Regions from separate parts of the Homo sapiens genome. Here region 1 is linked to region 2. A link is an interaction called in ENCODE POLR2A ChIA-PET data of the cell type or tissue named here. Cell type or tissue: GM12878. All regions are shown on one strand. Each heading gives the region's core, and the rest is flanking DNA. Links, peaks and the distances in the headings are about the cores only.

Region 1 (5,170 bases), core at 413-4,412, 900 kb before region 2:
ACCATTGAAATTGCCTTCTATCTCTTCACACCCTGTTAGTGAACAGGTAGTATTTTGATGGATGTTACATGATCAGAGAAATCCCGGGTCTTGGCAGCATGAGGAACGTAGCTTTCTTTAAATCTTTGTCTTAATTAATCATTTTTTAGTATTTTGAAAGCTTTTTGGTGTTGTAGCAACCTAATAGAACATTATTTTTACAACCTTGTTTGTTCAGAAATCATTAGCCCTTTAAGACATTTATGTTATTGATGACATTTATTATTTTTTTCTTTTTCCATCCTTTGGCTTCCTTTTGAAGTCACACTATTAAACCGCCTTAAAAATATTTATGTGTGTTTAGTTAACAAAAGCTCCTGTAAGTTGAATCCATGCTGGGAAAAGGTTCAGGTAAGCTCTCTATATAAGCTTACAGACAATTGTGTAAATCTTCAGCCATTAAAGAGAAAGGAGAAAAAAGCCACCCTCATTACACTGCTGTCATTTACTCTTCATCTCCTGTCCTCTTTAGCAGCATTAAGATGGGATGTAAATTTGCCAGTTAATGCTGTTAGAAAATGGATGGTTCAAGAAGGGCAGGAATTAGAGATCAGTATTAGGTGCAGATAAGCTCCTTTGCCTCCGCAGTGGCGGCTGTTTAACATTCATGGGAAAATCATCATCAAACAGCGTTATCACAGCTCTGTTGATGGCTGAGGAACTTCATCACTATGATAATTTTTTTTATAGCTGTGAGCCAAAAAGCTCCCTTTTATTTCTGCTGTCTAGAGCTGTGATAGAGGTTTGTTTGTATGGGTAGGAGACAGCAAACCCTGGGCTCCTCAGCCGGGTTTGATTTCGCCCCCACCCCCCGTCTCTGTTCTTCCCTTGTGCATGTTGCACTAAACAGTCCTACTGATAAATATATATATATATATATAAATGGAAGTCCTCCAACAATCCTTCAAAGCATAACAGATATTTTTATGATCAGTAATTCAAAGTTTGACAAGTGATGCCATTCTGTAATGAAACTGTCATCCATTTTATTGTGAGCAAAATGCTAACTTGATAAATGGAAGGTGGAGGGGTGGGAGCCAGCCCAAAGCAGGGTAAATAAATGCCTGAGTCTGAATACCTGGAAAGCAAACTATTCAAAACAGTCCAAGTATCCCTCAATGGCGTATTTCTCATCAATAGGCTAAGTCGTCAAAGCTCCTTGCCTGTAATTATTCCTTTCTGAGTCAAGCAGAGTAAACCGGAGCCCGGCTCCTCTGTAGTCTCTTTTTGGTTCTATTCTATGTTTATTTTTAGAGTGTTTGGGGACAACATTGGTTATGTTATTCTAAACCAACCAAATTTGCTTTAGAACACACAATCTTTGCACATGATATTTCCCTGACATGTTTAGACATCTTCAAGTATATTAGAGATAAAAGTCACAGGCGTTGCTTGCAGCACATATGGGGCAAAGACGTCCGGTATTCTTCGTAGATAGATATGGAAACGATTCAAAGAAAATTTACATTTATTAAGGTGCTCACGCTTGTGCTTCTTTGCAGCTTTGACCTCATTTTTGGAGGCTTAACTGCTCTAAATGACTTTTTCCCCTTTTTGGAATGCAGCTAAAAAGCATAGCACTGAAAAGCAGTTTTGTAGTCTGGACAGAAAGGTACTATCATTTAAATAGTTGGGATTTGAATTCAGGATTGATTTAACTACTTCAGTAATTTACTTTCAACCCCAGCTCATTCCCTTTCTTTCCCCGAGAGCAGACTTCCAGTCCTGCCATGATGGGCTGAAATATGCTTGGAGTTTGGAGATAAGGACTTTTGTCTATGAGGCTCAGCTTAGACGACCAAACTCATTTCCCAGAAGACTAGAGTTTGAATCCAGTTAGGATCCTGGAGGTGAAAGGCTAGCGCCTTATCATTTAAGTATAGCTATTTAAACATAAGTTTAAAAGAGATACTGCAGGATGGAGGGACAGCGTTTCTCCTCGAAGGATAATCTTGGGGACAAGCTGGCTGGCTGTTCCCTAAAGATCAGATAGCCCTCTCCATCCCCAAATAGCTTTGGCCACCTCTGACTTCTCAAGATCAAAAGCCAAGAATGCTTCCTCATTCCAAGATTTTCTGTTCCATGCTTGTTTTAAAAAAAAAAAAAATCTAAGGAGGTGTTTAATTTTTGTTCACACACTCCATCATAAACTGACGATGGGTTTAAGTCTTAACTCCATGCCTGAAAGGAATTCCCAGCATTTCCTCTCTCAGCTGAGGAAACTGCACGGTGCTTACCATCATCCTTCACTTGCTTGTTGCCTAGATCTCTCTAGTGTCATGTAAGTTCAATGAGGGAAGACTTCTTTCTCTCTCTTTTTCCTGCAGTATTTCCAGTGCCTAGAACAGAGAGCCTGACATGTGGTAAATATTTAAGAGATATTGAGGAACAAATGAGTTCTTGTCTGAAGCTGAAGCCTGGGAAAACTTCATGGTATTGTAGCAAGAGGTTCCAGGAGCTAAACCTGGCTGATAGCCAGAGACATCTCAAGAGCAGCAGGGCCATTCCACAACACGAGAAGTGAGAAGCAGGAAAGCCCCTTTGGCTTCCCAGGTCTGTGAAGGAAGGAGGGCAGTTGGCTCAGTTCTGAAGCTGAGTCTAAAGGAAGCAGATTCTGAGGAAGGTGTGTTTCAGATGTCTATTGCAGTGGCATGGTGCGGAAAAGGAAACTGAAGTGGGGGACTAGTGGGACTCCTTTTTACCAACAACGTCAAAAAATAATGTTTATTGCCATTGGCCCCCTCTAGCCCTTTCTTTCTGTGGAAATACACATCAGGGATTCCCCTCCTTAATGATAAAGACTGTGTAATGATAAGTCTTGCATCATAAAGTGGCCTTTTTCCAGAGTAGATGAAGAAGAAAGGGGACCCAGGGAGCAAGCGGGAGGGAGCGGTGGCATTAGAGAGCCCACCAGCATGTGCCAGCCCCAGAAGGAGTCAAGGCCATCATTGCATCAGCCCACAGAGGCTTATGAGCAGCAGTATGAGCCACACAAAGTAGGCCAGGCTGCATTTAGCCACCACCGAAATCACACATTCTCTAATTTAGTTCATTTTACACTAACAACTACAAGAAACAGCTTTGAGGTCACAAGAACAAAAGACAACGATGATAATTTCCTCTGGCTCTTTTGCCAAGCCATCAGCAATTTTCTAGCTTTCTTTCCCCCACTTAAATCCACCCATCTATCTCACTATCTTGAATTCACCTTATTTTTTCTTGGAAATAAAAAAATTAATCAACCTTTTAGTAACTAGAACCCATTATAGAGATATCTTGTATTCACAGTATGTAGGCTATGACTCCGTTATTAATTAATGCATCTTTTACCTAATTTTGACTTCGGAGCTAAGCATAGTTAATCTCATAAAAATTGTATTTTAACTTTACTAGACATACCTGTCTAGTAAAATCCATGTACACCCATGTATTTGACAGATTTATAGTACAGGTCAGTTTTGCTGCAAACCCAAGTTTATATAAATCTTTGTATTTTCAGATTCCCTGTGGATATCAGGACTTCCTCTGGAAAATGTAAAGATAATCTTACAACATCTGAGTTTATGTCAATTAACAAATGAGGATAACAAGCTGGTTGTTTTCATTGATACTATCTGATATGGCATTGGGGATTCTTATCTAAATCTGTTTATCAACACTTTCAATCAAATCAAAAGGAAGAGATGCTTTGTAATGCAGAAACCATTCTTTTGTCTCAGGGATATGAGGAAACAGTTCATTCTGACAGAAGTGGCTATTGGTGAGGAATGCTTGGTAGCATTTTGGGTGGAAGCCAGATTTCCAGAATGTTATTCTAAGTGGCCTATTTTTTCACCTGGTTCCCTTACTGTACATTCTTTAGGAAGAACATTGGCACTAAGAAATCACAAATAGTCATGCGTGGGTCTTCAATCATAGGATCTTGAACCAACCTTTTGTTTTGTTACCCAATATAATGGGGGGGTTCTGCAATTCCCCTGAACTTACATAAGAACTGAGTATCTGCCCTTCCCCATATACACATAACAGAGATGCTGCTGAATACCTCATCCCAGTCAGTTTCCTTCATGGAATGGATAGACTTGTTCTGGTCCATTTATATCCTCTTGCCCCTCTGGACCCAGCGCACACCTCTGAGTCAGCTGACCGACTTCTGGAGGCACGGGAGATCATGGCATGGTGATAAGCCAATTGGCCCATTTAGGGTCAATCTCTGAATGTTGGAGCTAAGTCGACTAGCCACAAACTCCAGGGAACACACGGCTGCATCTGAAAGCATACAGGTTCATCTGCATTGCAGCACTGCCCATTGCCACACCTGCTACCCACTGCAGCCAGTGAGAGGTGCTCTTTGAAGTTCTGCCCTTCACACGGTGCCTCATTAGTCATAGACCAACCAGGCCATGAGAAAACATCAGAATACATCTGTCACCTCTAACAATTCATGGAGCAGATTCTCCATTTCCTTTGTTATGCTATGAATAATTCTGCAGCTTCTCCGATTTTATTAAGAAGCCTTTCCCTTGGTTTCTCTCTGTTCTTCTCATCTAATCTCTTAATGGAAGTTGCTAATTAAATTCCTATAGCCATTTTTTTAACAGTGTTTTGAATAGCAAAGTCTGTCAACTGCAGAAAGTGTATATTCTTATCAACACGCCTGTTGCCTGGAGGAGCGAAGGCCTCGCTGACAGATGGCTGCCGAGGAAGGCCCAGCAGGCCTCGCATCTGCAGCACCTGGTGGTGGGGGCACGGGAACAAGCGCAGGGCTGGAGACGAGGGCCTGTTTGGGCTCAATCATTAGAATCCAGGTTGCTGGAGAGGTTCTGTGAATCTCAAGTGGAACTTGGCAAATTTCAGCAAAGTATTCTGGGCATGTAGTTGTTTCTAAGCATCTTTGGATGCTGTCCCATTAACAGTCTCGTATCCCTTTAAATCTAAGTGATAGCAAGTCTCTAAAGGGAAATTTTAAAAGCCAAGTGCCTGACATACTGTATACCAACACGTCCTTTTATGGGACATGAGACATCAAATTGAGTTCCATTAAATGTACTTGTTGCTGTCTGGTAGGAGGTTTCGAGGCCCTCATGAATAACAAGGAATCATCCTTTAGCCTGAATTTATATGGAAATTA
Region 2 (5,170 bases), core at 684-4,683:
TGAATATGTTACCTACCTGATAAAAGGGCCTTTTCAGATGTGATTAAGTTAAGGCTGTTGAGATGGAGAGGTTATCCAGGGATATCAGGTGGGCCTGATTAGAGGGAGAGTGGACTGTGCCTGTGAAAAGGAGTTCAGAGTGATGCAGCTTGAGAAAGACCTGACCAGCGACTGCTGGTTTTGAAGGTGGAGGAAGGGCCATGAATTGAGCCAAGGAATAGAGGTGGCCTGTAGATTCTCCCCTGGAGTCTCCAGAAGGCACACTGCCCTGCCGACACCTGGATTTAGCCCGGTGAATCTGATTCCAGACTTCTGACTTCTAGAACTGTAGGATAATACATTTGTGTCTATAGCACTCCATTTGTGCCGTTAATAACTTGTTACTGAAGCAAGAGGAAACTCATGCAGCCATGCTCTACTCTGGTCTCCTGGTGGCGAGCCCTCCTTTCTGCATACACACTGGATTTTGAATTCTGAGGGGTAACAACCTCATCTTGCCAACAGAGCCCTCCTTGGCCATTTCACAATTCAAGAAGCATTTTCTAGGAAGCCTTTTAAAGCCCCACTGCCTTGCCCCAGCTTGCTCTGTTGTGTCACAGGAATGAGGTGGGGAGAGGACAGAGGGAAAGGGTCATGGGGAACCTGGGGCCCCAGCCTATACCCTGCCTCTATGAGGCTCCATCTGAGCACCCACCTCTCCAGGCATCGTCCTTGGTCCCCTGGGAGTGGGCACCCATGGCGGGTCTGCACTGTATGCCCAGTGCGCCTTTGTAGGCCGAACCTGCAGGGTCAGAGCTGGGTCTAAGGCTGCTCCCCAGGTCCTTGCAGGAACATAAGTGCCCGGGTTTATCTTTGGGCACTAGAGCTGTGCCCACAGCAGCTCCTGTTCAGATCTGGATCAGGGTCAGGCCCCCATCACTGATTGCGCACCCCAGGCACGCCTCACCCTGCCCCGGCCTCAGCTTCCTGATCTACAAAATGGGTGTCATGCTGCAGCCCTGCCGAAATTGTGTGCTCATGGTAGAAGTGACTGGGAAGAACTCTGCGTGTGGCAAGGGCTCTCGCTGCTGCTTCGGTACAGTCATCTGTAGGGTCATCTGTGACGTATGGGCCAGGCGTGTGCCCCCTCAGAATCCTCTCTGGGTCCCCTGACTCCTCCCCAGGAGCAGCCCACTCCATGGAGCTTCCCTTGGCCCCAAGTGCTTGAAGGGAAAGGTGAACACAGTCGGGATGACAAAGTTAGGAGGCGTGTGTTTTTCTTCCCGGTGACGTTGGGCCGGTCAGCCCGCGTCTTCGTAGCTTCAATGGCTTCTCCTGTGCCACGCGGTGGGGGAGCTTTCTTACGCCTCGTTCTGAGGATTAGAGACAATGGCTGCACAGGCACTGTGGCTGCCATGCTCAGGCCTGCCCTCGCTCCTGACCCCCAGGCCAGCTGCTTCCTGGTTCCAGGGGGCCAGGAGGAGGATCTTAGTGTTAGCCTGAGATCCTGGGCAGGTCCAGTTCTGAGGCAGGGGAGCCCTGTATGGATTTGGGGGAATGCTGGCAGGATGGCCTGCCGGCCCTTTTCTCCCCACTTCCCAGACGGAGCTGAAGGGAAAGGACTCTTCCCTGAGGGAGGCAGATCTTCCCAGGGCCTGTCTGGGAGCTCCCTCCAGTGAGGAGGCTGGTGCTGAGGCTGGGAGGGCTGGTGCCCAGGGCCCGGGCTCTTGAGCCTAGATGGAAACTGGGGCCACCTTCGGAGTTCTTGCCACATCCCTGCAGGGCTGGTGCGTGAGGGACCGTGTGGTCTCTAAGAAGAGAGGGTTCAGCCCAAGGGTCACCTCCTTCAGGAAGCCTTCCCTGATTCCACAGGCAGGGTTGATTGTGCCTCCCCTGTGCCCCCTCAGCCCCTCTTCCTCTAGTATTGTCACCTGGCATGGGTCAGTGCCGCCCACGAGCCTGTGAGCTCTTGTAGGGCAGGGGCCACGTGCCAAGCACCAAGTAGGTCCTCGATATGAGTCTGCACAGTGGATGGAAGAACTCTGGGGGAGGCAGAGCCGAGCTCAGTAAGGCCTTGGTGGGAGGGAAGCATGCTGGGAATGCAGGGTCCAATGGGAGTGTTGAGGGAGGTTGAATCAAGGACAAGGAAGGGTCCTTTCAACCCCCAGGTCCTGTGACCCTATGTGAGATCAAGAGTCAGGGCAGAGTAATGGCGACAGCTCACATTTACTGAGTGCTAACCACAATCTCACTTTGGCCCTAGCAGCCTTCTTAAGAGGGTGGTGTTTCCCCATTTTACGCTTGAACAATCTGAAGCTCAGAGAGGGTAAGCAGCTTGCCCAGGGTCACAGAGCTATGGACAGAGACCAGATGTGAACCCTCATCTCTGTGTTGGAATCCTCTCTACAGGTGCCTCTGTGCTGTGCTGGTTTTTGCTTCTGTGGCTTCAGACTTTGGGGGAACGTTCTTAGGACCCAGCTCTTGCCTGTCCCTTGAGCCAGCATCATCCTTGTGGACTGGGAGTTAAGAACTAGGCATTCTTAGGCTCAAATCCCAGCTCAGCCTCTCAGCAGCTGTGTGCCCAGACCCCTGTCCTCTCTGGGCTTGTTTCCTCCTCTGCAAAACAAATCTACTTTACTGTAGGGTCATGAGGCCCAGAGACTGTGGAGGTGGAGCATGGAGGCCACAGCCTGGTTCGTCCTAGTGTCTCCGTGGCGCAGGCTTCCCAGACCATGTGTGTACACGGTCATGTCCACATGGTAATTAATGTACCTGAGTGCTGAGCAGGTTTTGATTGGCCAGGATCTCTACAGCATTTGTTTAGCTTCTTTGAAATAGGGGATGCAAAAATTCTGGGGAGAGCGGAAGTAATTAGTACTCACAGGAAAATGCAAATATTTTTATGAGTATCCTATGAAAAATTGTATTTTTCCTGAGCAAGTAGTCCTGTTTATTTCTCCAACAGAATTGCCACAGTTGCAGCAGTGGCTGACCTACGACTGCCAGGAGCATTTCTCAGGTGTCCACTTATCTCCCTTCCCCTGGCTTTCTCTTCCCCTTCAACCCAGAGAAAACATTATGAGGCAAAAGTGACCAAATTTGGGCCTTGCTGAGAGAAGGGGATTACTCTTGTAGTGAAAAGTCCATTTTTGTGGCCAGACTTTTCTCAACTGTGAAAACCAGTGTGGGCAAAAACATCGTGAGCACAAAAATACATTAAAAAATTATTTTGCTTGGAAAGAACTTTTTTTTTCCAGTTCTGCTACTTCTTGGGAAAAGACATTTTTAAGAAGATCAATAGTGTTGCAAGAGGACTAGGGGTCTGCTTTCTCCTAAGAGATGTAGAGGGATAGAGGGAAAAGGAGGGAAGCCCCAGGCAGGGCGGGGTTGGGGAGTTGGGATACAGAGCAAGAGGGCTTAACATGGGATGAGTGCCCACCTCGTGCCTCACACAGTGCGAGGGCTTCAAGCACATTTTCGAATCGACCCTTATAAAGGGCATTTGGTTATTAAGCCAATTGGGAAACTGTGGTTCAGAGAGGTTGGGGAAGTGGCCTGTGGTTATTCAGCTTGTGGACAGAAGAGTCAGCAGCCCAGCCCTCCCCGTCTGATGAGAACCCCTTCTCTTTCCACACTGCCCTAGAAGAAGGGACTCTTGATCCAGGGCTGGGTCAACAGACAGAGTGAGATGGGAAGAGGCACACCCAGGGGAGGGGCTGTGTGTACCTTCCGCCTTGCTGGGAAGGTGGTTGTATTCCCTTTTTCAGAGCAGAAAATGGAGGCTCAGAGATTATGGTGTGCAGTGTGGCTTATTTGTTGTTGTTTCTAAGTCCATTTGGAAATGATCTCTTCCCTTCCGGTCCTGCCTCGCCCATCTGTTTATCCATCCATCCATTCATCAGAGATTGATGGAGCTTTTGCTATGTCCAAGCACTGTTCTAGGTGTCTGAGAGACAGGAGGGAACCAAACAGGGATACCCACTCACATGAAGTCTGCATTCCAACGGGAGATGAGACAGAGCCTGGCAGGAAGCAATGAGCAGAATAACTCAGAAGGCCACGCAGAACGCTTGCTGCAGGGTGATGTGTGCCTGGGAATTAGAAATTAACAGTAAAAGAAAGGCAGAGGGGTCCTGAGATGGGGGCAGTGGGTGGGGGCAGGTTGTAGAATTAAAAAGGGCGAGTAGAGGCCTAGCTTGGTGACTTACACCTGTAATCCCAGCAATTTGGGAGGCCAAGGCAGGTGGATCACTTGAGCTCAGGAGTTTGAGATCAGCCTGGCAACATGGCAAAACCCCATCTCTACTAAAAATACAAAAATTAGCTGGGCGTGGTGGTGCACACCTGTAGTCCCAGCTACTCAGGAGGCTGAGGTGGGAGAATTGCTTGAACCCAGTGAGTGGAGGTTGCAGTGAACTGAGATTGCTCTACCACTGCACTCCAGCCTGGGTGACAGAGCAAGACTGTCTCCAAAAAAAAAAAAGAGTGAGTAGAGGATTTTCCTTCCTAGTGACAGAAATGTTTTAAATGTTTTGGAATTAAACGGAGGTGGTGGAAGCTCAACACTGTGAGTGTACTGAATGCTACTGAATTGTTCATTTTTTTTTTTTTTTTTTTGAGACGGAGTCTCACTCTGTCGCCCAGGCTGGAGTAGAGTGGCGCGATCTCAGCTCCACTGCAAGCTCCACCTCCCGGGTTCACGCCATTCTCCTGCCTCAGCCTCCTGAGTAGCTGGGACTACATCCACCCGCTGCTAATTTTTGTTTTTGTATTTTTAGTAGAGATGGGGTTTCACCGTGTTAGCCAGGATGGTCTCGATCTCCTGACCTCGTGTGGTGATCCGCCCGCCTCGGCCTCCCAAAGTGCTGGGATTACAGGCGTGAGCCTCTGCAGCCAGCCTAAATTATTCACTTTAAAATGGTTAATATTCAGTGAATTTCATTTCAATAAATGATTATTTTTTAATGGCGATCAGGGTCAGCCTCATGGAGAACGTGAGAGCTGTGCAAAAGCTGCAAGGAGGCCAAACCTGTTAACCCAAGGCTGTTTTCTCCCAAGGAGCAGGAGGAGGGTTCCAGGCAGAGGGAGCAGCTGGAGCAGCCAGAGCAGCGAGAATGAGACCAGCTGCACCTCGAGAGCCCAATCCGGCCACTGCCTGTTTTTGTAAATGAAGTTTTATGGGAATACAGCC

The links. Peaks named below come from ENCODE experiments on the same cell type or tissue, not always from the same donor. Only the 100,000 strongest peaks of a DNase experiment are listed, where the experiment ranks them.
Region 1: POLR2A ChIA-PET joins it to region 2 with 5 read pairs; 1 of 35 experiments calls an interaction of 5 or more read pairs at or near these places.

The regions. Positions count from the first base shown.
Region 1 is chr10:118,403,578-118,408,747 of GRCh38, forward strand. No RefSeq gene overlaps it. Among named protein-coding and RNA genes, the nearest start is that of LINC00867, 49 kb to the left of the region's middle. In GM12878, for the core only: no CTCF peak of the experiment used is centred there; a DNase peak (open chromatin) is centred at 2,549.
Region 2 is chr10:119,307,338-119,312,507 of GRCh38, forward strand. The region is part of intron 1 of GRK5 (G protein-coupled receptor kinase 5); the gene reads left to right. Among named protein-coding and RNA genes, the nearest start is that of GRK5-AS1, 29 kb to the right of the region's middle. In GM12878, for the core only: no CTCF peak of the experiment used is centred there; a DNase peak (open chromatin) is centred at 2,324; H3K4me3 peaks cover 746 bases; H3K27ac peaks cover 649 bases.